Linked DNA regions of Homo sapiens: region 2 is linked to region 1. The links are chromatin loops, found by intact Hi-C in ENCODE. Cell type or tissue: endothelial cell of umbilical vein. All regions are shown on one strand. Each heading gives the region's core, and the rest is flanking DNA. Links, peaks and the distances in the headings are about the cores only. Region 1 overlaps LOC105373440 (a long non-coding RNA gene). Region 2 overlaps NBAS (NBAS subunit of NRZ tethering complex).

The links. Peaks named below come from ENCODE experiments on the same cell type or tissue, not always from the same donor. Only the 100,000 strongest peaks of a DNase experiment are listed, where the experiment ranks them.
Region 2: a loop joins it to region 1, with 7 times the contacts of the local background. A loop is called at or near these places in 2 of 110 quality-filtered maps.

Annotation. Positions count from the first base shown.
Region 1 is chr2:15,572,886-15,589,285 of GRCh38, reverse strand. LOC105373440 (a long non-coding RNA gene) reads right to left here. Exons shown (of 4, transcript XR_001739297.2): 4 at 15,417-15,802. LOC124905975 (a long non-coding RNA gene) reads left to right here. Exons shown (of 2, transcript XR_007086224.1): 2 at 1-1,017. Among named protein-coding and RNA genes, the nearest start is that of DDX1, 11 kb to the left of the region's middle. In endothelial cell of umbilical vein, for the core only: a CTCF peak has its summit at 11,999 (motif pointing right); DNase peaks (open chromatin) are centred at 9,485 and 12,005; H3K27ac peaks cover 1,736 bases.
Region 2 is chr2:15,351,146-15,367,545 of GRCh38, reverse strand. It overlaps NBAS (NBAS subunit of NRZ tethering complex), which reads left to right. Exons shown (of 52, transcript NM_015909.4): 32 at 853-966; 33 at 11,130-11,243; 34 at 13,836-13,993; 35 at 15,465-15,554. Among named protein-coding and RNA genes, the nearest start is that of NBAS, 200 kb to the left of the region's middle. In endothelial cell of umbilical vein, for the core only: no CTCF peak of the experiment used is centred there; a DNase peak (open chromatin) is centred at 7,355; H3K27ac peaks cover 3,450 bases.

The sequences.
Region 1 (16,400 bases), core at 5,062-13,061:
TGAGCATGTCTAAGCCAGAAAGCACCAGAATCAGATCACCATAAACCCAGCCAGATAAAGGTGTGTACCCACCCGCCACCCCATCCCCTAGACTTTATCCTTCCCAGGAGTCAGAAACAACAGCTAATGGGAGAGGCGAGTACAGAAAAGAGACTGACCCCATCCTCCATCCCACTGCAGGCTTCTGGCGTGGAATAGGCCAAGCAGGAAGAGGAGGAAGCCATGATGTTGGTTGAAGTTGTGAATTTCAATCACGATCCTGGACATGATAGTTTACAGAAACGAGGGTATAATTAGATGAAAGTAACCAGACAACTCTTCATTGTCTCAGAGTGACCAGAAAAGCTCTGGAAGATGCCAGAGACTTCATCTAGGTCAGGGAAAGAAATAACCCATAGAGATGATTTCAAGGTAACAGATAATGTTTTCTGTTTGTGCCTTATCAAGTTCAGCTCACTTAATATACTGCTTTAATAATTATAGATATTTGTATGTATGTGTTGCAGTGCCCTCAGTAATGCAAATTGGGATATGTGAATTGGGGTATGATTGGCTCCTCTCCTTGGCAGGTAGAATAACACCAGGCAGAGAAACAGCAGCCAGGCCCTTCACCAAACCAAAAGATAGAGGATGGGTGCCTTTCAGTCTGGTATTTTGCTGGTCTAGTCTCCCCAAGAATAGGTTGATTTAATGGTTGCCTACTAACTGGGAGATTCCTAGAAACCCTGGCCTGGTCCCAGAAACCAGGACAGACACCACCAGGTGGCACCAAACTGTAGCCAAACTGAGAAGAGATTGGACTGGACCCTAAAAACTCCCAGCGTAGGCTTTTGTTCATCTGTCTCCATTTATACAAATGGACGTGCGACATTTAAGGCGGGTGATGGAAGTCTTCAACAACTGGATTGTGGTGCTGGTTGCACAGCTCTGTGAATCATTGAATTGTACATTAGTGAATTTTATGGTATTTAAATTATACCTTAATAAAGCTGTTTAAAAAATTATAATTAAAAAACACATATGGCTGAGCGTGGTGTCTCATGCCTGTAATCCCAGCACTTTGGGAGACCGAGGTGGGTGGATTACCTGAGGTCAGGAGTTCAAGACCAGCCTGGCCAACATGGTGAAACCCTGTCTCTACTAAAAATACAAAAAATTAGCCGTGCTTGGTGGCGGGCGCCTGTAATCCCAGCTACTTGGGAGGCTGAGGCAGGAGAATCACTTGAACCCAGGAGGCGGAGGTTGAAGTGAGCCGAGATCATGCCACTGCACTCCAGCCTAGGCGACAGAGCAAGACTCTGTCTCAAACACACACACACACACCCCTCAGCCTGGGCTTGCCCCCAGTATTTTTTTTTTAACCTCAGAATAACCCCACATTTTCTGTAATTGGGTAGTTTGGGCCCCACTAATCATGTGATAGGGAAGTTTTACTATGTTATCCATGGGCCCAAGATATTATGCTATGTATTTTCAAGTAAGCTATATTATAATTATATCCCACTGTAGAGCAAATGGTTTTGCAACTACTAAGGCAGACCTGAAAAAAAATGCCTTCAGGTATCTGGGAAAGTGTAGAGAGGATGGGTCCTGGGAAGGCCTCTGTAGATGGACCACCCAAAAGCCATACACAGTTCCTAGGTTAGCTCATTTGTGCTGCTATAGCAAAATACCTGAGAATGGCTAATTTATAAGGAACAGAAATTATTTCTGCCAGTTCTGGAGGTTGGGAAGTCCAAGATTAAGGTGCCAGTAAGTTTATAGTCTGGTGAGGGTTTGGTTTCTGCTTTTAAGGTGGTGCCTTGAACACCATGTCCTCCAGCAGGGAGGAGCTCTATGTCCTTACATGGCAGGAGGTACAAGGGCAAGAGACCAAATGCTCCATGAAACTTCTTTTACAAGGGCTTCAATCCCATTCATGAGAGCAGAACCTTCATGGGCCAATCACCTCTTAAAGGCCCCCCTCTTAAAATTACATTGGCAATGTGAAGTTTGGAGGGAACATTCAAACAATAGTAGTCCCCTTTCCCATTGCCTTTCTTTATTATAGAAATCTGAAAAAGGCTGGACGTAGTGGCTTATGCCTTTAATTCCACCACTTTCGGAGGCCAAGGTGGGAGTATGACTTAAGCCCAAGAGTTTGAGACCATCCTGGGCAACATAGAGTCCCTTTCTCTAACAAAACTTTAAAAAATTAACCAAGCATGGTGGCACGCACCTGCAGTCCACCTATTTGGGAAGCTGGCCGGGGGAGGATCTTTTTTTTTTTTTTGAGATGGAGTCTCACTCTGTCATCCAGGCTAGAGTACAGTAGAGTACAGCAGCGTGATCTCGGCTCACTGCAAGCTCCGCCTCCTGGGTTCACGCCATTCTCCTGCCTCAGCCTCCTGAGTAGCTGGGACTACAGGCGTCCGCCACCATGCCGGGCTAATTTTTTTGTATTTTTAGTAGAGACGGGATTTCACCGTGTTAGCCAGGATGGTCTTGATCTCCTGATGTCATGATGAAGGATCATTTTTGAGCCCAAGAGGTCGAGGATGCAGTGAGCCGTGATCACACCACTGCACTCTAGTCTGGGTGACACAGCCACACTCTTCTCAAAAAGAAAAAAAAAATGGAAACTTGGAAGAAGAAGAAAACAATCACCTTTCCAGATTCCTTTGTAGAGAGACAGCCCAGAGACTCAGCTCTGCCTGGAGAGATATAACTGGCAGTGCCAGGTTGGGACTTCCAGGAATGCTTTTCAAAAGGGAAAGATCTGTCTGGCATGCACCGTTTTTCCTTTGGAACATTGATATGATGCCTGGAAAGTCAGCAATGAGTCCCGAAGATAAAAGCCGCACACTAAGACTACTGAAGCAGAAATAAAAGGCTGGATCCTTAATGATGGTAAGCCCAGGTCTGTCTACCTCTAGACCTCTCTTGCAGCTTGAGAATGTCCCAGTTAAGCCACTTTAAAATTTCTTTTTTCTGCAGCCCAACACTTTGCTAAGAGGTACAGAAAAGAAAGGAAATAAAACACACATCATTATGGATATTGTGTAATGTATCTTTCAGGAACATTTTTTGAATGTTTCATAATACAGCAATAATCAAGCTATTCTGGCTAAAAGGCGGAGGAGACATTTGGCCTGAGTTGTGAGGGAAACATCCAAAATTATCCCTGAATATATGGCCATTTCCTCACAATGAAAATGAAGGTGAAATGTGACATATACAGTAGAGGATGTGACTCTGAACCCAGCCTAGGGAACACAAGTCAAATTAGGTTGTTTAGTTTGTCCTTTCATTGACATCCACCCTCCTCCTCAGTTCCTATTCCCAGGTCCTTCTGGAACAAGATAAAGCCAGCTGCTTAGTTTCTGAGGATCTCACCACCAAGAAGGAGGAAGCAGCTAGAGAGAGAATTTGTTTTAATCTAAAAGAAGTTGAGTAGAAAATACAATATCGTCATCCATAAACCCCCTCCCTCACAAAGTCCTTCCTCACAATATAGAATACAAACCTACCCATCATTTCACACAAGTAACAGTAACCTTCCCCCTCCATAAATGCTGTCCGTGTAGGTTGCCCCAGATCTACCTGTTAGGAGGGAAAAAACGACTCAGGAGTACTTGCACTGGATCTTGAATCTTGCTATGGTCAGTCTTTCCATTAACAAACTCTCTCCCCTTCAACACAGCTCTTAGTTGGTAAGGCTCCTGAATCCACCCTCCATAGGATGGTCCTCCATGTCCAGCCTCCTGCTTACTTCCAGCCTTATTACCTGCCACTCTCCACAAATTTTACTTTCTAGCATATCAAACTGTGTAGAAATCCTTGCATATGCCACATTGCCTGTCACCACTGTAGTTTTTAAAATGCTGTTCCCTCTCCCTAGAATGGCTTTCCCTTTTTAGTTTTGGCTATCTGTTGCTGTGAACAACTACACCAAAACTTAGAGGCATACTACAACAGCCAATATATTTGCTCATAATTTAGGGGGTCAGGAATTTGGGCAGGGCTTAGCTGGCTGGTTCTTCTTTTCCATGTGGCATTCCCTGAGGTCACTCACTAGGTCACATTCAGCTGGTGTCTTGGCTGGGCTGGGAGGTCAAAGAAGACTTTACTCCCATGTGTGGTCGCCCATTATTCCTCTACATGATATTGCTCTGTCCACGTGGCCAGCTTGGACTTTCTCACAGTGGGATTAGTATTAGGGAAGACAGACTTCCTACATAGTACCACAAAGATGTGTCTCAAAAGTAGAAAGCAAAAGCTGCATATCTCTTAAGCCAGCCTTGGAAGTAATACAGTGTCACTTCTATTACATTCTGTCAGCCAACACAAGTCATAGGACCAGCCTATGACTCATGGGGAGGAGAAACAGACTCTAACATTCAATGCAGTAAATTGCAAAGAGTTTGCAGCCATTTATAATATACCATCTTCTGTAATGTAGTAGGTGCATTTACAATATAACAAACTATAATAACACCTATCTTCTTGGCAAACTCCTAATTATCATTCAGATTCAACTAAGCTAGCAACTTGCAGCAAATCCTGCTTCCCCAATGTTTATTTCTCTTTTTCCTTAAACTTCTGACTTAGTTGGACATATGGCTGCTCAGAATACTCTATTTGCCAGCCTTCCTGGTAGCTATATATGGCCATATACCCATGTTCTGACCAGTGGTATATAAACAGAGGTGTCAAATGTGACTTCTGGGAAATGTCCATAATGGAGGTGTTGTGTTCCTCCTTATTTCTTCCTTCCTGTTGGATGGAATGAGGATGTGATGGCTGGGGTTTGAGCAGCCATTTTGGACCACTAAATGAGAGCCATATACTGAGAATAGCAGAAAAATAACAGAAAAATAGCTTGAGTCTCTGACACCTTTGGAGAACCATACCAGCCAAAAATTGTGACTCTAGATTTCTTAAATGAGAGAGAAATAAAGATCTATCTTCTTTCTTTGCAGGAAGGGGAGATGAGGGCAGTCTGTCTCACGCAGCCAAACCTAATCCTAATTTATATGCTCTCATTAGTTATCTATTGCTACGAAACCAGTTGCCCCAAAATCTAGTAACTTAAAACAATAAACATTTATTATTACTCCCAGCTTTTGTGGAACAGGAATTCAGAAGCAGCTTGGCTAGGCAGGTTCCACTTGGAGTCACTCTTGCAGTAGTAGCCAAGCTGCTAGCTGGGATTGCAGTCATCACAAGGCTTTGCTAGGGCGGAAAGATCAGTTTTTAAAGCTTGGTCACTCCCTTGTCTGTGCTGGCAGTGAGTGGGAGGCCTCTGCTTTTCTCCACATAGATCTCTCCCTGGGCCACTTCAGTGTTCTCATGATATTGCAGCTGGGAACCCCTCACCCTTCCCCACTAAAGCAAGCCATCCTAGAGAACAAAGCAGAATAAATATTATCTTTTATGGCATAGCCATCAAAGTCACACTATCCCTTCTGTGATATCTTAGTGGCCACACAGGCCAATTCAGCATGGAAGAGAACTAATACACACAAAGGTGTGAATTCCAGTAGACAAGGATCTTTTGTGGGGCAGGCAACCCAAAGGCTGGCTACCATATCCCTGCTTCCCTAACAGACCCCCTTATGTGTTCATGTGGCAGGTGGTGATGCCTCAGTCTCAGGAAAAAGTATGTTCATATCACATTCTCTGGGGTAAATTATGTTGCTTCTAGACTTGCCATTGTCATTAAATTTGTTGGCTTAGCTTTCTGTGTTTTTCACAATTTACCAGACTCACAGAGCAGTTTGAAGATAGGGAGGCTCACATTTAAACATCCTTTTTTCCCCCCCCATATTTCCTATAACTTCTGAGTTGAGCAACAATCATTGAATTTTATGCTTTTGTCAAAATAAGTTGTCAGAAACTGGTCCAGATCTATTAGAATGCAACATCATTCTCGCTGACCCGGCATTCACCTTATGGTGCAGGGACCAGAGGGGGCCTGGCAAACAGACATAAATCCAGAGATCTATAATTCCGTATCCCCTGAAGAAGTGGTCATAAAGTCCATCACTCCAGATATATGGGGAGAGGGAGACAAAGGGCAACCCGGATGAGTTTCAGAAGGACTGTAAAACAGAAAAAGAGATCTCACTAACTGCGTCACTCTCCGCATATGCAAGCCAGGCAGGGACACAATTTATGGTAGGCTGCCGACTGGCCGGCAGGCACGAACGTCCCTGTCTCCCACGCCCACCATCTTGAGTGTTCGTCAGCCTCTGTGAGTGATGCTGTCAGCCCTAGAGGAAATGGTGCCACATTTGGAGTCTAAACTTATGGGTGTTTAACAACAGAATGTACGTCAGACACATGTTTCAAATCCAGCAGCCCAGAATCTGCCAGGATCCCCAAATTCCATCACCTGCGACAGAGCCATTTTGCACCTGCACACAGAGCTCAGGCTCGCTTTCTCAGCCTCCCGCCCAGGTTCCTTGCTTCGCTGCACCTCCTTCCTGTCTGTGAAATTGATCTCAGGTTTTCTTGTTAACAAGGTCTGTGATTTTTTTTTTTTTTAGTAGACTGAAACAAAACCACTTGCTATATGAAAAAGAGGGGTAGGTAATAAAAAAGATGGTCAAGAATGTTCAAAATGCCTGGAGAAAACAATTCTGAATATAAGAATTTATACTGCCTGTTTTCTATGATACAATAATAAAAATAGGAATTTATAAAGGCTGCTTCCACTGTAGCTCTGAATGGTGGTGGTCCAGTTACTATGGCTGCGTAACAAATTACCCCAATATGTTTTTGACTTAAAACATGTGTCTGCTTTGCTTATAGATTTTAAGGGTGAGGAACCTGGGCACAGCAGGGATGGCTTATTTCTGTTCCACAATACTCACCTTGTCCAGGGGCTGGAATCATGACAAAGTTGTCACTCTCATAACTCAGTTAATGCTCATCCTAGCTGGGATGAGACCCAGCTGGGACTGTTGGCCAGCTGCAGCCTGGGCTTTTTCACAACACTGTGGCTTTATTCCAAAGGTGAGTATCCCAAGGGCCATGTGGCCTTCATTGACCAAGCTTCAGAAGTCAAGTGGTGTCATTTCCTTCTCATTTTATTCATTAAGATAATTACAAGGTTGCTCAGATTCAAGGGGAGGGATCATAGATGCCACCACTTGAAGGAGGAGCGTCAACATTACATTTTTTTTCTTTTTGAGACAGGGTCTTGCTCTGTCTCCCAGGCTGGAGTGCAGTGGCACAATCATGATTCACTGCAGTCGCAATCTCCTAGGCTCAAGCCGTCCTCCCGCCTCAGCCTCCCAAGTAGCTGGGACTACAGGTGTGCACCACCATACCTGGCTAATTTTTTTATTTGTTTTTAGAGAGAAAGTCTCACTATGTTGCCCAGGCTGGTCTCCAACTCCTGAGTTAAGCAATTCCTCCACCTTGGCCTTGGAAAGTGCTGGGATTACAGGTGTGAGCCATAGTGCTTGGACTCAACATTACATTTTAAGAAAACATGGGACAAGGTATAAATTGGTGTGGTGATGTGTTAGAGTTTTCCAGAGAAACAGAAGCAATAGGATGTGTGTGTATATAGAAAGAGATTTATTTTAAGAAATTGCCTCACATGATTATAAAAGGCTAGCAAGTCCAAAATCTATAGGGTGGGCTGGCAGGCTGGAGACCCAGGAAGAGTTGATGTTGCCGTTGAAGCCCGAAGACCATCTGCTAGAGAATTCCCTCTTGTTGGGGGAGGTCAGCCTTTTGTTCTATCAAGGCCTTTAACCGAATGAGGCCTACCCACATTATGGAGGGCAATCCACTTTACTCAAAGGCCAACTGTTTATTCATTTGGTTACTTATTTATTTATTGAGACAGGGTCTTATTCTGTCACCCAGGCTGGAGTACAGTGGCCTGATCATGGCTCACTGCAGCCTTGACCTCCTGAACTCAAGTGATCCCACCTCAGCCTCCCAAGTATCTGGGACTACAGGCACATGTTACTACACCCAGCTAATTGTTTGTATTTTTTATAGAGTTGGGGATCTCACCATATTGCCCAGACTGGTCTCAAATGCCTGGGCTCAAGCCATCGTCCTACCTCCCCTTGGTCTCCCAAAGTGCTGGGATTACAGGTGTGAGCCACCAATTTAAATGTAAATCTCATCCAAAAACATCCTCACAGAAATATCCAGAATATGTTTGTTTTTTGGGGTTTTTTTTTTTTTGAGATGGAGTTTTCTCCATTGCTCAGGCTGGAGTGCAGTGGCGTGATCTCAGCTCACTGCAACCTCCGCCTCCAGGGTTCAAGCGATTCTCCCACCTCAGCCTCCTGAGTAGCTAGGATTACAGGCGCCTGCCACCATGTCTGGCTAATTTTTGTATTTTTAGTAGAGACAGGCTTTTACCATGTTGGCCAGGCTGGTGTCCAACTCCTGACCTCAAGTGATTTGCCTGCCTCAGCCTCCTAAAGTGCTGGGATTACAGGTATGAGCCTCTGTGCCCAGCCCCAGAATATGTTTGACCAAATATCTGGGCACCATAGCCCACATATATTCATACGTAATATTAAACATCACACATGCATGCCTTGTCAACTTGGCACCCATACGCATCTCCTTAACCCATACTTAATCTCCAAGTAAACACAATAACAAGGTCATAATTCCACCTAAGATGATACAACTGTCCTGTGTACACTGGAAAACACACTAGCTCCTTCCCCAGGAGAGGATGTAAAAACTCTTGGATGATGTTTATTCTCCTTGACATTCTATTTTTATGTCAATATTTAGATATAAAATTAACAATACTTAGGTACTATAATATAAAATGAGTGTATCTTATGTTACATGAGGAGATAAGAGGGAAGAAAACAAAGATATTTGCAGCCAGGCACAGTGGCTCACGTCTGTAATCCCAGCACCTTGGGAGGCTAAGGCAGATGGATCGCTTGAGTCCAGGAGTTCAAAACCAGCTTGGGTGACATAGTGAGACCCTGTCTCTACCAAATAAATACATAAATAAAGACATTTGCCATATATGTATGTACATACGTATAGCAAAACAGATGTATATACACACATATATATATACAAACATACACATATATACACACATTTACACATATATACACACATATACATATATATACATACATATATACATTATAAACACACAAATATATTCATAACAAAATAAGGAAGAAATACTCATGGCAATTACAGTCCTTGTTTCTATAACTAGTTATGTGGTCATATCTGGTATTTATAACTACTGTACCTTCTTCCACTATCTGTTCTGTATTCCATTTGCTCTAAGCAAGCACCACAGCTGGTCATGAGACCTGATTTGGTGACCCAGACTGACTTTTATTCTGAAGGGTCTGGACCATTTGTCTTGCCTGGAATGGGTTGTTGTAGTTTTCCATTGACTTTAATCATGGGGCATGGTAACAGTAAGAATGCCCTAAGGAATTTCCTGTATTCCAGACATACTCTTCCTTACCTCTCTTGTGGAAAAGCAGTTCAGTTTCCAGTTGGTGATCAGGATCAATCACCCCAGCCAGCACAGTCATTCTTTTCCTGTTGACTCAGAGGCATGCAAATCCCAGAGTGACCAGGTGGCAATCTTAACTTCCAGTTCGATGGAATCACTGTTGTGTCTCCTGGTGGAGACATTCCTGCCTTTGGAGCTAAGACCTCTATCTAGGTCAGAAGAGTGTAAAGTCACAGGAACTGGAAGTAAAAATTTTGCTAGTGGCTCACTAGAGGTAATAGTGAGTGGCACCATTCACATCTCTGCCCCTTGATTCCTGGACCTGGGAATCTTGGCTATGGGAGAAATGGTATCATATATTGGATACTGATTCAGAGCATATGGCCATCTTTGGGAAATGCAATCTGCCACAAGTGGATATATTGAATCTCCTGATTTGGAAGCTACTTCTGCCCTGGGAAGAAATGGAAACATACTGAGGCCTGAGAGTGAACAAGGCACTATGTTCTTTCCATGAATCATCTCTAAGAGCTTCACAAAGATCCTTCATTTGCTATTCACCTAACAAAACTGATGAAGTGCCTCCTATGTGCCAAAGCCTATGATAGTGCTGGGGATATGAGTAAGACAAATATGAATAAGACACACTTCTTTGCTTTCAAGATAATCTAAGTTTTTCAACCGAGATAAATGTAAACACATAATTTACACAAGGCAGAAATGCAATGGTAGAGATATAGTCAGAGTATCATGGGAACTCAGAGTAGACAGCTAAGCCAGTCTGGAAGGGTCAGAGAAGGGATTTTGGAGAAGATAATATCTCAGATGAATATTAAAAGGTGGATTGAATTTAATTAGATGAAGAGGGGCTTATGGGGGAAGAAAGGAGGGGAAGCTTTTCAGGTAGAGGGGACAGCATGGAGACTTACACAGTGGCAAGAAACAGGATGGTGTACCCTGATGTATTAATCATCCAATGCTGCATTACAACCACACCAGAACTTAGTGGCTTAAAACAAAAATATTGATTATCTTACATTGTTTCTGTGGGTCAGAAATCCAGGAATGACTTATTACGATGGTTTTGGCTTAGAATCTCTCATGAGGCTGCAGTCAAGATGTCAACCAGGGCTGAAGGATCCACTTGTGAGCAGGCTCCCTCATGCACCTGGTGAGTTAGTGCTGGCTGACAGAAGACCTCAGTTTTTCAGCACCTGGACCTCTCCATGGGGTTCTTGAGTGTCGTCACTCATGGCAGGTGTCTACCCCCAGCAACTGATTCAAGAGAGAGGTTGCTGTAACCTCTGAAGTCTCACACCATCATTTCCACACTATCCTGCTGGTTACACAGGCCAGCCCTGTTCAATGTGGAAGGCACTGCATAAGTGCATGGACACTAGGAGGCTGGGGAATGGGGCAGGGGTGTCATTTTGAAGATTGGTTACCATACATAGAAATAAAAAATATTCCTCCATTCCTCACATGTCAAGTTCAAAATTGAAAAGTAGACAGAAATAATGCTAAAGAGTTTGGACCTGAGCTGTATCGGGGGAAATGTTTGCTGATCAAGGTTTACTCTGGGAGGTCAGCGGGCCTCAGCCTTCAGTGTGCACCAGAATCACCTGGAGCTTGTTAAAACAGGATGTAGGAACCTCCTCCTTAGACTTTCTGATTCAGAGATCTGGGGCTAGACCCATCATTTGCAGTTCTCACAGGTTCCCAGGCAACTTGTGAGTACCATGCTAATACTCCTGGTCCAGGGACCATGATTTGAGAACCACTGTGGTGGGTGGGACAGATATTAAGCAAGACAGTGAGATGATCGTATTTCCATTTTATAAAACTCTTCCTGGTGATTGTGTGAAGAACATATCTGTGTAGGCACAATTACAAGGCTGTTATTGCAGCAGTATATATAAGATGTAATTGAAACTTGAATGAGGACAAAGAAATTGTGTCAGGCAGGAGAGGACAGGTAAGAGAAATACCATTAACATGCCAGGATTTGATGACTTGTTGAATTTAATGGGGGTAGAGGGGGAGAGTGAAGGGAGAGTAATGAGAGGAAGAAAGGCGTTAGTGCAATGCGCAGGTTTCAGTATGGATAACTGGGTGAGTGATATTAGCATCAGCTGGGAAAAATAGATTACAGGAGGGGCAGCTGGTTGGTAGGCACGGGTCTGTTGAGTTCTGTGTGAATATCATGGCCAGCAAGTAGTCTGCTATGTGAGACTGAAACCTGGAGGAAGTACTTTGGGTTGAGATAGAGATTTGAGAAACCTCAACAAATAGGTAGTGACCCTGGGAATTGATGAGCTCACCCAGAAAAGAGAAGAGCAGGGAGTGAGGACTGAGTCGTGGAGCTGCTTCTCACCCTTTGCTGTGCATGAACATCACCTGGGGATTCTGTTAAAATGCAGATATGGACTCAGCAGGTCTGGGACGGGCCTGAGATACATCCCTAACAAGCTCCTCGTGATGCCAAAGCCACTGGTCTGAGCAGCACTGTTGTAGTAACAAGGTGTAGAGAACCCAAGCACTAGGGGGCAGTGTGGTGCAGAGAACAGGGAGAAGGCCCTAGAGGATGCAAGTAAAGTCAGAACTATAAGGACAATTCGAAGAGTCTGTTATTACAGAAACCAAGAGTATAGACATTCTGGAAATTTATGGGATGATTAGCATTATATGTTGGACACGTTAGTGGAGTAATTAGAACCCAGGTTATAGTAGGTTAAGGGCTAAATGAGAAGAGACTACTAGTGAGCATAGACTCCTGTTGTAAGAAGTTTGGATGAGGTGAAAATAAACTAGATGGAAATGCAGGATGGATGTGGGGGTCAAGGGATGGCTTCATTTTTTTATTTTTTATTTTTGAGACAGTCTTGCTCCGTTGCCCAGGCTGGAGTACAGTGGCACAATCTTAGATGACTGCAGTCTTTACCTCCTGGGTACAAGTGAGCCTCCTACCTCAGCCTCACATGTAGCTGGAATCACAGGTACGTGCCACCACACCCAGCTAATGTTTTTGTATTTTTCTGTAGAGACGGGGCTTTGCCATGTTGCCTAGGCTGGCCTTGAACTCCTGGGCTCAACAATCCACCTGCCTTGGACTTCAAAAGTGCTGGGATTACAGGCATGAGGCATCATGCCTGGCCAGTTTTTTTAGTCATGAGAGAAACTTGAGTGTGTTCACAGGCTGAGGGGACATCGCTAGTAAAGAGGGAATCTGCACAAGGATGCCCAAGATTAAGCCCAGCTTCAGAGAAGAAAGAAGGAATTACGATGGGTGAAGGGAATGGTTTCAATCAGGAGAAAGAGAGAAACTTTCTCCCTTAGCTGTGGGTACTAGCACAAAAGAACTGGAAGACTACAGTGACAGCGGTGTCCACAGGGACATCTCAGTTTGTGTCTCCCAGTCCAAAATTCAGCCCTAGAGAGACAGGGACTTCCCTTTCAGTCAGTGTGCAAGGGCAGTCAGGCCCTTGGAACTGGCTTAAATTAATTATGTCCACTTAAAGTCTTAAGCTCTATACATTTGGAATGGAAAACTTTATTTCTTATGATTGCTTGCAACCTTCAGGCTGGGAAGTGGAGCCTCTGGCTGAGATCAAAGCCTGCACTTTAGGCTGGGTACGGTGGCTCATGCCTGTACTCTCAGCACTTTGGGAGGCCAAGGCACGTGGATTGCTTGAGCCCACGAATTTGCTCAGCATGGGCAACATGGTGAGACCCTGTCTCCACCAAAAAAACAAAACAAAACAAAACAAAAACAAAAATTAGCTGGGTGTGGTGGTGTGTGCCTGTAGTTCCAGCTACTCAGGAGAACCACTTGAGCTCAGGAGGTCGAGGCTGCATTGAGCCATGATGGTGCCACTGCGCTCCAGCCTGGGTGACACAGTGAGACCCTGTCTCAAAAAAAAAAAAAAAAAAGCTGGAACTTTGAGGGAGGAAGGGTAGACAGGAGTTTTATGCTAAATGGGTTGGCTGAACATACATATTTGACAGGTTATAGGAGTTAGGAATATTAATGAAAGGGGGATCACACATGAGTGTGATAAGCAAACATATATGTTACATACATCCCATGTTGACTTTGCAGTGGAGATGTATCATTAAAATGCAGTAATATTAGACTCCATATGTCAAAAGGAAATGTAGGACATGAAGCTGCTTTGTGCACAGTCTGTGTAAACTGGCCAGAACCCTTCCATGGTGGACGGTCATTCCTTCAATGGAAGGGGTGCTTTGGTCAGCTGTCATGTCAAAATCTTGAAAAGGGAGGAGAGTCTGGCTGAGACACCAAGCAACTGGTTGAAGTTGATGTCAGTGGAGAAGTTTTCTGTTCTTTGCTTTCCAGGGCTGGTTTCTGTTTAACTCTTAAGTAGTGGTTAGTGAGGAAGGGGACACACTGAGGCATGACCAACCTCCCATCTTGTCTCGGCCAGGAAACAGTTTTGTTTTGTTTTGTTTTTGAGATGGAGTCTCGCTCTGTCACCCAGGCTGGAGTGCAGTGTCGTGCTCTCAGCTCACCACAACCTCCACCTCCTGGGTTCAAGCAGTTCTCCCTGCCTCAGCCTCCCTAGTAGCTGGGATTACAGGCACCTGCCACCACGCCCAGCTAATTTTTGTATATTTAGTAGAGATGGGGTTTCGCCATGTTGGCCAGGCTGGTCTCGAACTCCTGACCTCAGGTGATCCACCTGCCTCGGCCTCCCAAAGTGCTGGGGTTACAGGTATGAGCCACTGTGCCTGGCCAGGAAAGTTTTTAAAGATTTTCTGGGGTCTCCTTGGCCGAGGGAGATCTGTTCACTCCACTGGGGAAGAGGGGGCTTGGGAATTTATTTTTATTCCATGATTCTTATCTACAGTAAAGTTTGAGGAACACTAGTTTAATAAATTATAAATGTGCTGCTGAAAAGTTTCCACCAAAAAAGTGATCTGGGCAAAGCACATTTGCTATACGTTCAAGCATGTTAATGGTGAGGCATGAACAATGGTACTAACATCCAAAGGGAAACACATTTTTAGGAGGAGGATGACATGTTTTCAGGGCAGCTTCCTGGACTGCCCTCTGTGAGGGCTTTAAGGAGGCTGGGGCTGCTGCTGGGGGGATGTGGGGAGTACCCCGTGCTACCTCCTCCTCCAAGGCCCCACACAGGGGCCTGGCCTTCCTTCCTTCACAGTAGCTCAGGAATCCAAAACGGAGGAAACTGAAGCTGCCAGGCCTTCTTAAAGCCTGGGCTAAAAAGTAAAAGCTTTCACTCACGGGCCCAGTCCAGATTCAAGGGGAGGAGACATAAGCTCCACGTGTTTACCCACCAAAAGTGACTATCTCCCAGTGATGGTTGATACTGAGTGTCAACTTGATTGGATTGAAGGATGCAAAATATTAATCCTGGGTGTGTCTGTGAGGGTGTTGCCAAAGGAGATTAATATTTGAGTCAGTGGGCCGGGGAAGGCAGATCCACCCTTAATCTGGTGGGCACCATCTAATCTGCTGCCAGCGAATATGAAGCAGGCAGAAAAATGTGAAAAGAAGAGATTGGCTCAGGCTCCCAGCCTATATCTTTCTCCCATGCTGGATGCTTCCTGTTCTCGAACATCGGACTCCAAGTTCTTCAGTTTTGAGACTGGGATTGGCTCTCCTTGCTCCTCAAGCTTGCAGATGGCCTATTGTGGGACCTTGTGATTGTGTCAGTTAATAAACTCCTTTATATATCTATACTATTCTGTCCCTCTAGAGAACCCTGACTAATACATCCCCCCCCCATAGAAAGATTGGAATACTTGTCCTCAGCCTAAACTCCCTTTCTTTTTACTGACTGCAAACTGATGAAATTCTATACCTGCTCCCTCTACACCCTACTCCACCCCCAATTTTTATATGTGACATCTGATATCAAACCAGCTTCATTTTGCTCATGGACAGCAAACCAATCATTGGGACTGTGGGTTTTGCAAAAAAGAAAAGATTTTATTTTGTGAGATTGCTTACCAGGCTGCTGAGCAAGGAGAAGGAGAACAAATCGCAAATCCACCTCCCTGAAAACAGGGCTTAGGGGTAATTAGCGGGATAGAAAGCAGGATGGTGTGAAGTATGGGTAAAGGTGATTGGCAGGTGGGAAAGGTGAGGTAATCAGGGTTTCTGCACAAGCATAATTGAGCTACATGGCTCTTCATAGGATGCATGTTCAGAAAATGGTTGAATTAGCATGAAAGGAGGGTGCAGGTTTTGGCCCTTTGACATCAAAAGGTCACACTTTACGCACCCATGCAGGCTCAGTTGAAGGGTTGATGGTCTCAACTGGCTTGAACTCAACAAGAACTGCCTGCTAGCTCCTGCAAAACAACATTAAGCACTTATTATTATGGTGACCCACTGTCAGAGCTGTTATCTATAAGGAGGCTAGTGGAAGTTTAGTTATGCATTGTTTGGCTACTATGACTTGCTAGTGGGAATTTTAAGATTAACTGGATGTAAGCAATTAAAAGCAAGCAAGGCAGGTTAAATTAGGCAGGCTTAATCAGGTTAGCCCTCGGTTTCCCATCTTGCTTAATACATGCTAAAGTAAACAGAATATGAGCTATGTCTTAACCATTTGTTTGGAAGAAATTTTCAGCAGCATATTTATATTTAATTGTTTACACCAGTGCTCTTCAAATGCAAGTAGCTTAGAATTACTCCAGGGAGGCCGGGCGTGGTGGCTCACAGCTATAATCCCAGTGCTTTGGGAGGCTGACACAGGTGGATCACTTGAGGCCAGGAGTTTGAGACCAGCCTGGCCAACATGGCAAAACCCCGTCTCTGCTAAAAAATATGACAAAAATTAGCTGGGTGTGGTGGCACATGCCGGTAGTTCCAGCTACTCAGGAGGCTGAGGCAGGAGGATTGCTTTGACCTGGGAGGTGGAGGGTGCAGCAAGCCAAGATTGCGCCA
Region 2 (16,400 bases), core at 4,299-12,298, 220 kb after region 1:
TCTCTTGAGGATAATAGTACCTGCCTTCTATTAATAAGAGTTTGCTGTGTAGGGTTAATATACATAAAGCACCTCCAACAGTGCCTGAGACATAGCTCGTATTCCTTTCACATCAGTTGCTATTATCGTAGTTGTTGTTATTATAATTATTGGGGGCCAGCCTCCCTGGCAGTGCTGTGTTTCTTAAAGGTTGCCATCTCTGCTGTAAATAAGTACCATTTGTTCCTAGAATATACGTAGTACCCTTTGTCTAGGGTTTTTTTAATGTGATTTTCATTTCTTTATAGTTTGAATTGGTTTGATCAGATGTGTTTTATTTTCCTAATATCCAGTTTATGTGAGAAAATTGGGCTTATGTTTGGAGGAAGGTTAATAAATTGCAACAGTGAGCACTTTGAAGACTCCTGCCTTCCAAACTGGGGTAATGAGTGGAGATAGCAAATGTATATTTAGAGCAAGGAATGGGGCTTAGAGGGTGAGGTTTGAGGGGGCTGGTATAATACTAAGTATATGAAGTTTTTAGAGACAAATACTGTCTCGTTTAAATTTTTCCCTAAGTCCTGACATGGTACATAAAACAGTGAAACAGTTTTTTCTAGTTTCAGATTAACACTTCATTTCCTGTGCTTCAGAAGTTTGGTTATGAAGAAAAGATCAAGGTTGTACATTATTTACTCAGAAGCAATAATAATTTTGCTGTTTGTTAAACGTGCCTTTTACTTTTACTTAATTCTCCTTCATCTGATGCCTTACCCAGTTTTCATTTTCTTTGGATGCCTTGCATTAGGAAGGCCATTAACACCCTTTTGTGATGTCCCTGGTCCAAGTCTTTAATACGTCTTTCTTTTGTAGTGCGATTGTGCCCTGATCGGATCAGTCTCATCAAGGAGTGTATTTCCCAGTCCCCCACATGCTATAAACAATCCACCAAGCTTCTGGGCCTTGCTGAGCTGCTGAGGGTTGCAGGTAAGTCTTTTGAGTACTAAACTGCAGAATAAGCTTTCTATGTTATTCTTGACATCATTGCAGGACAATAGCAGAATATGTGCTTACAGCGTCAGAAGAACAGCTTTTTTATTAGACAGGGTCTCGCTCTGTTGCTCAGGCTGGAGTGCAGTGAAATCTTCCTGCCTCAGCCTCTCAGTTAGCTAAGAAGAACATCTTTGGGCAAGGATTAGTATTTTCTAGAAAAATTGACGTGTTATAAAAATGTGCCAATATTGAGCTTCTGGAACTATCTATTACTTAAACGAAGACAAGCTTATTCAGGGTGCCTCAAAATGGTTGTGTAGTCAGGAGCAGAAGTCAGTGTTACCATTTATAACCAGAAAAGTTACATATAAAACAAACCAACCTTACCAGTTCACCTTCAGTGTCTAAATTTGGTTTTGTGTTTGAACCTGAACAATTTGTTAGAAAACTTTATGCATTTACTATTTGGTGGGGTTTTCATGTATTTTATCTCATTTAATCATCTCATAAATGATGTTGATTTTGGTATTCTTCTCATTTTGCAAGGGAAGTTGGAGATGAGAGAAGTTAAATATTTTGCCCAGCAGGGTTAAATAGCAGGCTTTGGCTTTTAAGGAAAGTCTTTTTGACTCTACATTTCATATTTCCTTAACTACATCCTTCTGCTCACCAGTCTTTTTAATACTTTTTTTTTTGTAGTTTTGTCTTATGCTGATCTCTGCAAGAAGAGTTGTTGGTCATTTGGTTGTATAAGCAGTGGTTGGAAATTGTATTCATCTAAGCCATATATATATGTAACATATTTAATGGACTAAATATTTTAAAATTGTATTATGTAGGAGTCTTAAGGTCTCTAGTTTTAGTAATCGTGTGTGTCATTTATCCTTTTCTAGTCTGTGTGAAGGTATAGCATCAGCATCTTTATATTTGGACTTGCAGCAGACTGCCAATGTGATGGCAGTGTGACTGGGGCCAGTCATCCGTTGTGAGACATCTGGAATGAATGGGGAGAACAGTTCATGTGGAGTCAGAACACTGGTTCAAGTTCTAACTCTGTGCCACACATTTGCTAAATTACTTTAGTTCCATTTTCTGCATCTGGAAAATAGGAATGATACCCCCTTTCTTCACCTGTGAAGTTAGGAGAGGCCCAAATGAGTTAATGCATGTGAAAGTGCTCTGTAAACTCTGATGCACTCTGATCATCAGGGAATATTCCATAAGGATCCAGGCCACAGAAGCTAACAAAGCAGCTCAGAGGTGCCATCTGCATTTTTATGTTCCTACTAGGATTTGTTTCCTCTTTTGTCTTTGTGATGTGTTAACATAGTAACAGGAATACCTGTGGTCTTGGTAATCTATATGAGTTTTTAATGGGAAGAGAGAAAGTAATATTTTTCTGCTACGTACTGTGGATACAAAGTTCTGTTACACATAGCTGCTGCCCTCTGAGAATTTAGACTCTTAGAAAGCTAGGGAAACAAGTAATTATGCTGCCAACATAGGATGTGATCATAGTGCATGGCTTCTGTAAACAAATAATAGAAGACTCGAAGAAAGGCCGTGCTAATTTTTGCCTGGGGAATTAAGAAAGGTATCATAGGTGGCCTTTACCTTATAGAGTGTTTTGGTTATCTGTTACTGCTTTACGAACCATCCAAAACCTGGTGGCTTAAAAAACAACCATTTATTTTTCTCTCTCCAGAAAAAGAGAAAAGAGATTTTCCCAATCTCTTCTGGAGATTGGGCTCAGCTAAGCAGGTCATCATCTTTTATGAAATTTCATCAGATCGTGGCTAGGGTTGGACTCTGTCAAAGGCTGCATTACTCACATGTCTGGGTACTTGGGCTGGGAAGACTTAAATAGCTGGGGGCTGATATAGGGCTTTACAGGTGTCTCTGCTCTCTGTGATTTCTCCTTGTACTTTTTCCATTTGATGGTCTCAGAGTACCCAGACTTCCTTCTTGTTGGCTGAAGTCTCCTGGAGTCAGTGCTCCAGGAGAAACCAGCAAAATCTTCAAGGCATTTTCTTTTTTTTCTTGAGACAGAGTTTCGCTCTTGTTGCCCAGGCTGGAGTGCAATGGCGCCATCTTGGCTCACTACAACCTGTGCCTCCCAGATTCAAGCGAGTCTCCTGCCTTAGCCTCCCGAGTAGCTGGGATTACAGGCATGCGCCACCACACCCAGCTAATTTTGTATTTTTAGTAGAAACGGGGTTTCCCCATGCTGGTCAGGCTGGTCTGGAACTCCTAACTTCAGGTGATCCACCTGCCTCGGCCTCCCAAAGTGCTGGGATTACAGGCGTGACCACTGTGCCCGGCTGCTTCAAGGCATTTTCAAATCTAGCTTTGATATTTGGGCAGCTTCATTTCCAGTGTATTTTATTCTTGGACTCAGTTAGACAGACCTTGCCAACTTCAAGGGGAATATTTACAGACCTCACCCGAAGGCTCTAATGGGGCTGAAGGTTCTGCTTCTAAGAGGGCTCATTCACATGGCTCTTGGCAGGGGGCCTCAGTCCTTTATGGCTATTGGTAAGAGGCCTCAGTTTCCTGCTACATGGAACTCTCCATTGGGCTGCTTGAGTGTGTTCTCTCAGCACGGCAGCTGGTTTCTCCTAGAGCGATCTGATTCACAAGAAAGCAAAGAGGAAGCTGTAATGCCTTTTATGATATGGTCTTGGAAGTCACACACCATCACTTCCACTTTATGTGTAGAAGTAAATCACTAAGATCAGCCCTTTGGTTATATTTTTTCATTTAATCCACCTGCTCAGATTGGAATTGTCTTGAATTAAAAACAGTTAAATAACTTTGAACTTTAAGATAACTGTTTGGCACATCTTTATAAAAAGTTTCCATTAACAACAATAATAATACTCATTTTATGCTTTAATACTTATCTCAGTTCCTTCTTTGTCCTTTATAGGCAGAAATAGGAATCTCATTTTGAAAATGAGGAGACAGGAATAGAGAAAAGTTAAATAATTACTGAGGATTTTATAGTTAAGAGGTTTTAAGTTAAATCCTTTACTCATATTCTGTTTCCACCTTTTTTGACACTATATAATAATAATCAGTGGACTTTATTGTCCTTCATTTCATTCACAAGACCTTTGCATCTGGCTATTTTCACAGACATTCAGCAGATTTTACCACATCTCAAATCAAAAATTAATTGATCTGATAACATAAGAGAAAGGAATGCATCCAAATGAGGTTATGAAAGAGACTGAGTAGTTTAGATACCTGGTCTGTTAGTCATGACTCAACCAGAGGAGCAGAAACTGTAGGAGAGGTACATGTTAAAGACTTCATTACCAGGAATGGGCTTTTACTACTATGGGGATTGGCTAAGCAAGTCTGAAATCCATAGGCAGTCAGTCAGGAAGAGAAGATCAGGAGCAGGAGGGAACTCTGTGGATATGGCCTGAAGCTGTCATTCACAGGTGGGAATCTCTCCCCAACCACCAGCTCTTTCTTTTTTTTCTGACTGTTTTTTGGGTTTTTGTTTACAGAGACGGGGTCTCACTATGTTGCCCATGCTGGTTTTGAACTCCTGGGCTCAAGCAATTCACCTGTCGCAGCCTCCCAAAGTGTTGGGATTGCAGGTGTGAACCACTGCGCCTGGCCCCATCTCTTTCTTTCTTTCTGGAAAACCTCAACCTCTTTAAAGCCTTCCCTGAAGTTCAGTCAGACCCACCAGGATTATCTAGGATAAACTTCTTTACGTAAAGTCAACAGAGTACCGTATTTAATTATATCTGCAAAATAACCTTCACAATACCACCCAGATTAGAGCTTGTAGCCTAGCTAGGTTGACATAAAAAAATTATAATCTGGACCTTTCATTTTTAATTTAATGTATTCTGAAGAAATGCAAACATTTCAATGTTATGTAGGAAATAGGTTTTATATTGTGTTATAGGTGCATTTATTATAGAGAAACATTACATATTCCGTTTCCAATATATGTTACTGTTACTAAATCATGAGTGTGTTATTCTAATAATAGGTTTATGAATCTCAGTGCAACATCATCCCTTTTTAAGAATTTATTTATTTAGAGACAGACTCTTGCTCTGTTGCCCAGGCTGAAGTGCAGTGGGATGATCATATCTCACTGTAATCTTGAACTCCTGGGCTCAGGGGATCCTCCTGCCTCAGCCTCCTGACTAGCTGGGACTACAGGCATGTACCACCATGCCCAGCTAATTAGAAACATTTTTCTTTTCTTTTCTTTCTTTTTTTTTTTTTTGGTAGAGATGAGGTCTCGCTCTGTTTTCCAGGTTGGTATTGAACTCCTTCCCACAAACGATCCTCCTACCTCAGCCTCCCAAAGTGCTAAGATTACAGGCGTGAGCCACCGTGCCTGGCCCTAGAATCTTCTCAGAATAGATTGGGCCAATACTTGCCTTGGATTTTATTTAAACTTATGAAGTACATAAAGAAGATCGATAGGGACATATTTTAAAAGTTTTATTCAACCCTTCCTGTAACATGTTTGCTTTTTCCTCCAAACCATATTATAGCTTAGAAAATCAAGGGCCCTAAACATATTTTCTATTTTTTCCTGGAATTTTTTTTTTTTTTGAGATGGAGTTTCACTCCTGTTTCTCGGGCTAGAGTACAATGGCACGATCTCAGCTTACTGCAACCTCCGCCTCCTGGGTTCAAGTGATTCTCCTGCCTCAGCTTCCCAAGTAGCTGGGATTACAGGCATGTGCCACCACACCTGGCTAATTTTTTGTATTTTTAGTAGAGATGGGGTTTCTCCATGTTGGTCAGGCTGGTCTTGAACTCCTGACCTCAGGTGATCCGCCTGCCTCAGCCTCCCAAAGTGCTGGGATTACAGGCGTGAGCCACCGTGCCCAGCCATTTCCTGGAAATATTAAAAATAATTTTAAGGCTCTTTAAAATATGAAATATATTAGATTTTTGTCCTTTTTAGCCTACATATCCAAATTACATTGTATTTGTTTTGTAGCTGAATTATTTGTCTCATAATTGAAAATAACATTCCGAATTTAATCTGTGCCATTTTTTTGTTTTTGTTTTTTTGAGCCAGAGTCTCACTGTGTCACCCAGGCTGGAGTGCGGTGGTGCGATCTCAGCTCACTGCCACCTCTGCCTCCCGGGTTCAAATTATTCTCATGCCTCAGCCTCCCGAGTAGCTGGGATTACAGGCATCCTCCACCATGCCTAGCTAATTTTTGTATTTTTAGTAGAGATGGGATTTCACCATGTTGGCCAGGCTGGTCTTGAATTCCTCACCTCAAGTGATCCACCCACCTCGGCCTCCCAAAATGCTAGGATTACAGGTGTGAGCCACTGTGCCTGGCCTCTGTGCCTGTTTAATTGAGAATTTACAGTCGTACTGCACAGCAATGGTACATGAAATTTTGGTCAACAACGATCTCATATGCAATGGTGGTTCCATAAAATTAAAATAGAGCTGAAAATTCCTATCGCCTAGTGACATCAGCCGTTATAACACGTTATTCACTTTTTTATGGTGATGGAGATGTAAACCTCCTATACAGCCAGTTGTGTAAGTTTGCCACATATAGTTATGTTGGTACATAATTCTTGGTAAAGTTACTAAATGACTATGTTACTGGCTTAAGTGTTTACTATACTATGTTATTTTCAAAGATGCGCCTCCTGTTTATAAAAGAAAAAAGTTAACTTTAAAATAGCCTCAGGCAGGTCCTTCAGGAGGGATTCCAGAAGGCATTGATATCATAGGAGATGATAGCTCCATGTGTTATGGCCCGAAGGCCTTCCAGTGGGACAATAGGTGGAGGTGGAAGAAAGTGATATTGATGTCCTGACCCAGTGTTTGGGCTAGACTAATATGTGTGTTTGTGTCTTAGTATTTAACAAGAAAAGTTTTAGAAAGTTAAAAAAAAAAAAAAAAAAAAGGCTGGTCATGGCGGCTCAGACTTCTAATCCCAACACTTTGGAAGGTTGAGGCAAGTGAATCACTTGAGGCCAGGAGTTCCACACCATCCTGAGAAACATAGTGAAATCCTGTCTCTACAAAAAATAAAAATAAAAATTTCCTGGGTGTGGTGATGCATGCTTGTAGGCCTAACTACTTAGGGTGCTGAGACAGGAGGCTGCCTTGAACCAAGGAGTTCACGAGGTTACAGTGAGTTATGTAAATATTGATCATGCCATTACACTCCAGCCTAGGCGACACAGTGAGATTCTGTTTTGTTTTGTTTTTTTTTTTTTTTTAAGTTATGGTAACCTATAGTTAACTTATTACTGAAGAAAGAAAAATATTTTTTTACTAAATTTCATGTAGCCTCAGTGTAGAGTGTTTATAATGTCTGCAGTAGTGTACAGTCATATCCTCGGCCTTCACATTCACTCACCACCCAACAAACTGACTCACCCAGAGCAACTTCCAGCCCTGTAAACTCCATCCATGGTAAATGTCCTATACAGAGTTACCATTTTTTATCTTTTGTACAATATTTTTACTGTACCTTTTCTATGTTTAGATACACATAATTCTTACCATTGCATTCCAGTTGCCCATAGTATTCAGTACAGAAATATACTGTACAGGTTTGTAGCCTAGGAGCTATACCATATATATAGCCTAGGTATGTAGTAGGCTATACCATCTAGGTTTGTGTGAGTGCACTCTGTGATATTTGCTCAAGACGGAAATGCCTAATGACACATGTCATAGAATGTATTCCTCTTGTTAAGCAACTCATGACTGTATTTTTTTGAGCCTTTCTATTATGTGCATAACTTGATGCTGGGTATTGAGCATCCAACTATGAACCAACCCCTGTCCGTCAAAAGCTTACATTTTAATAGATAATAAAGATTATTAAAAAGATAATCACAATTTTTTTTGTCCGGATAGCCTACCATTCAAATAAATTGTTTTAAAGAGAGTGAAAAGTAAAGGAATATGTTGAAAGGGCAACGAAAACCTATATTTTATGTAAAGAAATAAAATATTTTATGTAAAATATTTTAAGAAATATTTTCTAAAACTTTTGGGAAAATAATTTTAGATCTTTTAACATGAGCTGAATTTTTCTTGTATATTTTTAGACTCTAGAAACTTACTCTGATAAATAAAAGATTAGTACTGTCAGTGAAACTATAAACTTATTTTGTGTTTAAGGTTTTCCCCCTTTATATTTGTCATTTAAGAACACTCAAAGGGGAAAATACTTTTAAAAGACCTGGCAAAAATGTTTAAAGTCCCTGTTGGGACAAAAACTTTTTCTTCATCTACTTTGTTTCAAATGGTTGGTCAGGTGCCTGTGAATTAATTGACAATAGACAGGAGAAAAACAAGATTTTTTTTACAGATGCATGCAGAAGTCACTTAGTGATTAATAACTCTTGAATAGCAAGAAGTAAGGTTTATATACCAACTTAACAAAAAGGGGGATGGGGTGGGAGGGGCTAGGGCTTCAGTGGGAAAGTATAGAAGGTTCTGTTGGGCTTTTTGATGCGAACTGACAGTCTCTGTTCCAACTGAGTTCTCAGGAAACTCCTGTGGAGGAGGTTTAATTGCAGTTTTATTTTAGGAGGACAGTGCTTTATTCAGATAAGATAAATTCAGTTAGGATTTCTTTCTGCATCTTCTGTAGCTCAAATGTTTTCACTTTGAAATAACCCGCATGCCAGAACTGTGATCCCTTGAGCCCCAAATTATTTTCATTCTGTTAGCCTTTAGAAGGAAAAAAAGTCAAAAATTTAATGTAGATAGTGTGTTGGCTAGCATAGTAATTTTGTGGCTTTTGCAGATCACAGGCCGGTTGGCTCCTCACCTAATAAAAATGAACACAAGCCAGGTGTGTTGGTTCATGCCTCTAATCCCAACATTTTGGGAGGCTGAGGCAGGAGGATTGCTTCAGTCCAGGAGTTCAAGACTGGCCTGGGTCATATAGCAAGACCCTGTTTGTACAAAAAATAAAAAAGTTAGCCAGGTTTAGTGGTATGTCCCTGTAGGCCCAGTGACTCTGGAGGCTGATGTGGGAGGATTGCTTGAACCTGGGAGGTCGAGGTTGCAGTGAGCAGTGATAGTGCCACTGCACTCCAGCTTGGGCAACGGAGAGAAACCACATCTCTAAATAAATAAATACATGCACACGGGCACACGCGCACATGCACACATGTGTGCGCACACACACACATACACACACACACGGCCAAGCAGCTTTCCCAGTCAAGGCTTTTATTTTAGGGTTTGGGCTCAAGCACATGGGAGACAGCAGAGGCACAAGGACTCTGTAGACTCCCTGAAAAAAACGGTAGGGATTTTTTGTTGTTGTTTTTGATTTTGTTTTTAGGCAAAGAGCAGGAATTGATATCTGTGGTAAAGTATGCCGGCTGGGCTGGGCAGCGCAGGTGAGTGGTAGGGTGTGCAAGTGAGTGGTAGGGTATGCAGGTCGGTGTTATTTGGTTGCCATAGTTACCTTAAATAATGGGTCACTTGGTGGTCTGGCTGGTAGCAACAGGCCGCAGATCCATTTCCAGCCTTTGTTCCCCAGGAGAGACACTCCACAACCTTAGTTTGATATTTAGATTTTCTTAAGTCCATTTCCCAGAATTCTTTAAGTAAAAGGCATGGTCAAACATCATGAGAGCACAGAAGAATGGCCATTCTCTTGGTATGACTAAAGCCCCAGGGTTAGTGGTTATATTGCCAGCAAGATAGTGGTGTGGGTTTTGTGATCAGTCGGACAAGAGAAGACAAAAGAAAAAATGCTTGAAGGGGGAGCCATATCCCATTCCTATGTATCTCATAGTGATCCTGTTTACACAGGGTAAAGTTAATAATGTAAGACTTGCTTTAAAGATATTGTAAATTGTATTTTTCATCCTCATTTATATATATATTCATCTGTGTGATTGAGATCCATGGGTGCTGTTAATGAAAAAATTATCCCTGATGCATGTTTAAATGAGAGGCTGAGGCATGGGGATCACTTGAGCCCAGGAGTTTAAGACCAGCCTGGGCAACATAGGTTTTGACCTGTCTCTTCAAATGAATAAACAAAAAATTGTAAGCGAGACTCTGCACTATAGGTACAGGGACTACTGCAATGGAATTTTGCAGTAAGAGAGAGAAATTGGGCTTGTTAAAAGTAAACTTATGCTCATTAAAATTTTAAGGGTTTATTTTCAGCAGACAGCAATTCATGAATCAGGCAGCACCAAACTCACAGTAGTTCAGGGCTCTTCTGAGTGAGTGTGATGGGAAAATTGTATAAGGTGTTTGTGGACAAAGAAAATACTTGATTAGTTAATGTGGGTAGTCTCTAGTTGTAGTTGGTTGTTTCTGATTTTACTGTTTCCATTGAGTTGGGTTTTACTTATGTTGGAACCTCAGTTGGGGCAGATGGAAAATTACAAAGAAGAATCACTGTGGTAAGGAGGCATTCTGGTTAAACCACCTAACAGGGTACAAATTCTTGCCTGAGGGCTGGCTAGGGTGCCAGATAACATCTGGGGGTTGGTGGTGGGGATGAGGGATTTGATCAGATTACCAGGGATGACCAGATATCCAGAGTGGAGGATTCTGGCTACAACTGATAGCAGAAGTTGTGCTAAAATTGGGCTCTCAAGGATATGTCCAAGGACAGGGCCCAGTAAGGCTCAGAGGAGCCCAACGAGAATTTGTTAAGGAACAATCTTTGCCAGTGCTCTGGACAGCATTTGCATTCCAATTTCTAAATAGTAGTTGAATTTTTATGATGAGAAGTTTATTGCTGCATCATCTTCATCCGTTCACTTAATCTGCTGGTCATTATTTTTCAAGCCCTTTTTATAACCTGGTTTCTTTTGGAAACATAAATTTTCTTCTCTTTCCCTTACCCTGGTAATACCAAGACTTTTTTGTAGGGTTCCAAACTACCATGATTTTGGACTTCCTGGTTTGGGTATTTTAATTGGGAACTAATATTAATCATTGATCTCTTAGGAGACTGATGGCTAATTCCATGCTTCATAAGTGGATTGAAAGGTCAAAGCAACTTTTTCCTCTCATCATTTAAAATCCCTGTAATCTCTCTGTTTTATTTTTTAAGTAATTTGAAAGACAGTGTTAACAAGCTCTTCTATCAATTGACGTTGCTTGTCATAATCATTAAGTCCTTTGCTTGGACTTACAGGTGAGAACCCAGAAGAAAGGCGGGGACAGGTTCTAATCCTTTTAGTGGAGCAGGCACTTCGCTTCCATGACTACAAAGCAGCCAGTATGCATTGTCAGGAGCTGATGGCCACAGGTGAGTAGACAGCTTATTTAACACTTTGCTTATGTCCTCTTTATGTGATGGATAATGGAAAAGGTCTGTTCTGAAATCAATTGACCTGATTGGTAAGCCAGCCACATTGAGGCTTGAGATACATTTTATGAGCACTGGTAAGTATATAGGCTGTGTACTTATATGTTAATGTAAACATTTTAACAGATTCAGACATTAAATTTTATTTGAGATTTTGGTTGCTTTCTAGTCCCTATTCAAAACATGCTCGTAATTTAAAAATAATTTTATGCAAAATATTTCAATGCCATTTCCTGTATTTGTTATCTAAGAGAAAATTTAAATTTTTATATTAGTTTGTGTCTATATAGTCAATATTTCCATTCTTTAATTTTTTTTAAAGATAGTGTATTATTTCGTTCTCACACTGCTATAAAGAAATACCTGAGACTGGGTAATTTATAAAGGAAAGAGGTTTAATCGGCTCACAGTTCTGCAAGCTGTACAGGAAGTAGGGCAGCATCTGCCTCCGGGAAGTCTTCAGGGAGCTTTCACTCACAGCAGAAGGCAGAGTGGGAGCAGGAGGCTTAACTGGCTGGATTAGAAGGAAGAGAGAGATGGGGGAGGGACTACACACTTTTAAACAACCAGATCTCAACTCACTATCACAACGACAGCACCAAGTGGATATGATGTTAAACCATGAGAAATTGCACCCATGATCTAATCACCTCCCCCAAGGCCCCACCTCCAGCACTGGGGATTACATTTCAACATGAGGTTTGGATGGGGACACAGATCCAAACCGTATCAGATAGCATAGTGCTTTTCAAACCGATGTTGAGAAATTGGGAAGTGGTTTGCAACTCCAAAATTCTTCATATTGAAATTCAAATTCAAGTCTCTGCAGGATAATCAGATTTTATTGTAGAATAATTTCTCACGTAAAGAACACATTCTTCAGTGTGATAGGGAGTTTTGTTGTTGTTGTTGTTGTTGTTGTTTTCTTATCATGGGCTCTGTACTAAATTGTCAGCTTTCCATGGCTATGCTTGAATATGTGAAGAATATGTGAAGGTCCAAACACATCTTTCTACCCACTATCAAAGCATTAATTAGGGAGTGGTTAAAATGCAGGGCTTCACTTCATGGTGACTCATGGAGCTCTGCACTAATGATTTGTGCAACTTTCACATGTGTACTGTTAAAGAAAACATTATTCTGACACTTGTTAATAACAACAAGGACTATTGTGATGTGTATGAAGACCACTGCAATAGGGGAGAGAGATTGGACTCAACTCTGAATACAGCAAGGATAGCTGGACATTTGTAGCCAGCAGGCTAACTGAAGGGTCAGTGGGTGGAAAATTAAGAGACATCAAGGGCAGGGGATCCTTGCTAAAATGATTTAATAGGACCTTGCTGAAGGCTGGCCAGGATGATCAGATATCACCGCTGAGGGATAAGTAATTTGATCAGTCCTTGAGAATTTGAGGATTCTGGCTAAACTGACTTAGTAGGATTTTTGCTAAAACTGGAGTATGCAGCCTAGCAAGGCTGGGGGCCAAGGTTAAGGCCTAGCTGAGAAGAGGGCTCAGGGTTGTCTGATTTAACTTTGGTCACAGAGAGGATCTTTGGCTTTACATCTGTGAAAACATTTAAAACTCTTCAAAAATGATTCAATATATTACAACTTCAGCATTAGCAAATTGTTTTCATAAATGAGCTGTGTTCCATAATATTAACCGAGTGATTTTGCAACATTAAATTTAGAATAACTATGGCTGTCTGTGAAAATGTACTGATCTAAATTGTTCATATGGAGAGCTTTATAATGATTTTATTCTGGTAAGGGTAATAGCTGAATTAATTTTTACTTCACATATTTAGAAAAAAATTATTCTGTACTACAAGTTTTGTACTTAGACAAATAGGCCTAAGGCTGGAATTCCTTCAAATAAGAATAAAAATGTATTTTAAGAATTCAGAGTATAATGTATAGGAAAAAGATCCCTGCTGGGAGTTGGGGGGTGATTCGGTCACTGTCCTTAGATGTCTGTCTTATCTATAAAGTGAGTGATTCTGTATGGAGATCTATCATAATATCTCTTTTTCTAGCACTTTGCAGTTTACATGTGCTTTTAAATACAAATGTTACTTAATTCCTTCAACAACCCAAGAGGAAGGTGTTATTATTGTCCTTGTAGGAAAAGAATTGTGAGACTTTTGGCTCTTTCTTAAAGCTCTCACAGGAGTGCTAAGTAGCAGGGTTGCAGCAGGCCCTCAGATCTTCGGAATTCAGATGGCTGCCTTTTCACAGAACACCAAATCTCAGTAGATCATTTGCATTTATTGTCAGTTAATCTAAAATTTAACAGAGTTTGTCAGAAACACTTGTTTAGAGTAGCATTGAACTTTCTGGATAATAAACCACCCTAATCTTTCCTAGCTTAGATTCTTATCTGTTTCTGCTTATAAAATAATGTGTCACTAATGACTATGATTTTGCTTTGGTACCACAAGACCTGAGCAGGAAGCCATTGCATTTGTCATCTTAGATTGAATATTCTTCTTCTTTTGGGAATCATTTTTTTCCTTGCCAATTTTGCAGGTTATCCTAAAAGTTGGGATGTTTGTAGCCAGTTAGGACAATCAGAAGGTTACCAGGACTTGGCCACTCGTCAAGAGCTCATGGCTTTTGCTTTGACACATTGCCCTCCTAGCAGCATTGAACTTCTTTTGGCAGCTAGCAGCTCTCTGCAGACAGAAGTAAGTCCTTCGATAAAGGAAATCCTAACCTGTATGACGTCCATGTTGTTGGGTGTGTGTATCTGAGGTATGTGGTCACTTAAAAAAGTAGTATGAGAATTTTAATTTATGGAAGAAAACTAGATTGTCACTTATGGAAAAGGGACATGAAAATATTAGGATATAACATAATGTTGCTGGCTTTATAACAGCAAGGAAGAAAGGATACAAGACAGCCTTGAGAAAGAAAGAAAGTAATATTTGGAAAGAAATTATTGAAAATAATGGGGAAAGTTAGTGTTGTGAATTAAACATATGCTAAATGGTCATGTAAAATATGTCTGAAATCATATGGGTTAAAGCCAGTGGAGCAACCATTCCCTTAGGGATCCTTTGGAAATTGGGGATTGAGGTGGGCTTTGGTTGGGGGGGATGCTAAATTTCCTAAAATTCACAGAATAGATCTGCATAGGAGAGGATAGTGCCCCTGTGGAGAAACACTGTTAAATGTATGAGGAGAGTCTAGAATTCACATTTTCATCCCATAGTCATTCTCTTACAGTTGGTAGCTAGTCAGGCAGACATGAGCAAGACGGGAGAGGGCCCCCACACCCCACCAGGAAAGTCAGGCGACCATCAGATGGGTCAGGCAGTTGTCACACTGCCTCTCTAAGATAATAATTGGTTGCAGCCAGCACCAGGGAAAGACAGTTTCCCTATAGATAGAAAAAAACCCCTGAAACTGGTGATCAGCAGCTTCCTGATAAGATCTCAGGTGTTGGCCAGTGAGCTCAAGCATGTTCACTAAGAGGCAAAATGGTGGAGTTTCACTGGCGTATGACCTGTGAGGGCATTCCACCGGAAAAGGGAAGAACGCTGCAGCTGAACATGCATACGACTCCTGTAAACACACTGCGCACGCTCCCCTCCCATCACCAGCAGGCCATTGCACGTGTGCACAACCCACCCCAAGGGAAGAATCAGGAGAGAAGGGGCACAAGAACCTGGCAACGTGCCAGGATGTAAAGCTCTAAGCCAAAGGTCAAAACCCGCACTTGTCCTTCAAATCCCTCCCTTGGGCCTCTTCCAGGTGTATCTTCCTTCCTTTCATTCCTGCTCTAAAGCTTTTTAATAAACTTTCACTCTTGCTCTAAAACTCGCCTCGGTCTCTTTTTCTGCATATGCCCCCCAGTCAAATTTTTTCTTCTTTGGAGGCAAGAATTGAGGCTGTTCCAGACCTGAACACATACACTGCCTGTAACAATTCATTACATTGTATATCATTTTTTTCACACTTGATCCCCACTTCTGAAACCATTGCATCCTTTTGAAACTGTTTGTGAAGTCCTGAAGTAAGCCTGTTACCAAAACTAATCATTATGAAAAGGTAATTTTCTTTTTAAAAGTACTTTTTAAATTTCAAGCCTATATTGTGATGAGAAGCAAATTTAAAAACGTAACTCCTTTACAATATAGCCTATTCTTGTTTTAGATTCTTTATCAAAGAGTGAATTTCCAGATCCATCATGAAGGAGGGGAAAATATCAGTGCTTCACCATTAACTAGTAAAGCAGTACAAGAGGTAAGTTAAAATGAGGGAGCGGAGTTTGAAAGGTGGCTGAGAGTGGAATAAAGTGGGATTACCTAACCTTGTGGATGAGAGGGGTTTTGTGTGTGTGTGTGTGTGTGTGTGTGTGTGTGTGCATGCAGACCACTTTTCTTTTCAGCTTTTGTGTGTGTGTGTGAAATATAACATTCATATAGATAAGTATACCAAAAAATGTCCAGCTCAATAAATTATCATAAAGACAACACCCATGAAACTACAGGTAAAGAAGCAGTACCTAACCACCTTCCAAATCCCCCAGACCCTCTCCTTATTAAACTTCCTTTTTTTTCTATGGAGTCTCACTCTTTTGCCAGGCTAGAGTGCAGTGGTGTGATCTCCACTCACTGCAACCTCCACCTCCCAGGTTCAAGCAATTCCCCTGCCTCAGCTTCCCAAGTAGCTGGGATTACAGGTGAGCGCCACCACACCAGGCTAATTTTTTGAATTTTTGGTTGAGATGGGGTCTCACCATGTTGGCCAGGCTCGTCTCGAACTCCTGACCTTAAGTGATCCACCCTCTTCAGCCTTCCAAAGTGCGTGGATTACAGGTGTGAGCCACCATGCCTGGCCTTCCGTATTTCATTCCTAACTTTTCTCTCCCTTTCCAGAGATCACCACTGTCCTGACTAATCCTGATAACCAGATCTTTGTGACTTTTGTTTTTGTTTTAAATAATGTCGATACGTACCATACATACCCTCAATATGATAGTTTAGTTTTACCTGTTTTTGTATTTTATAGAAATAGTTATACTTAGTGTTATGTTTGTGAGATCCATTCATGCTGTTATATGTAGCTGTAGTTTATTCATTTTTATTG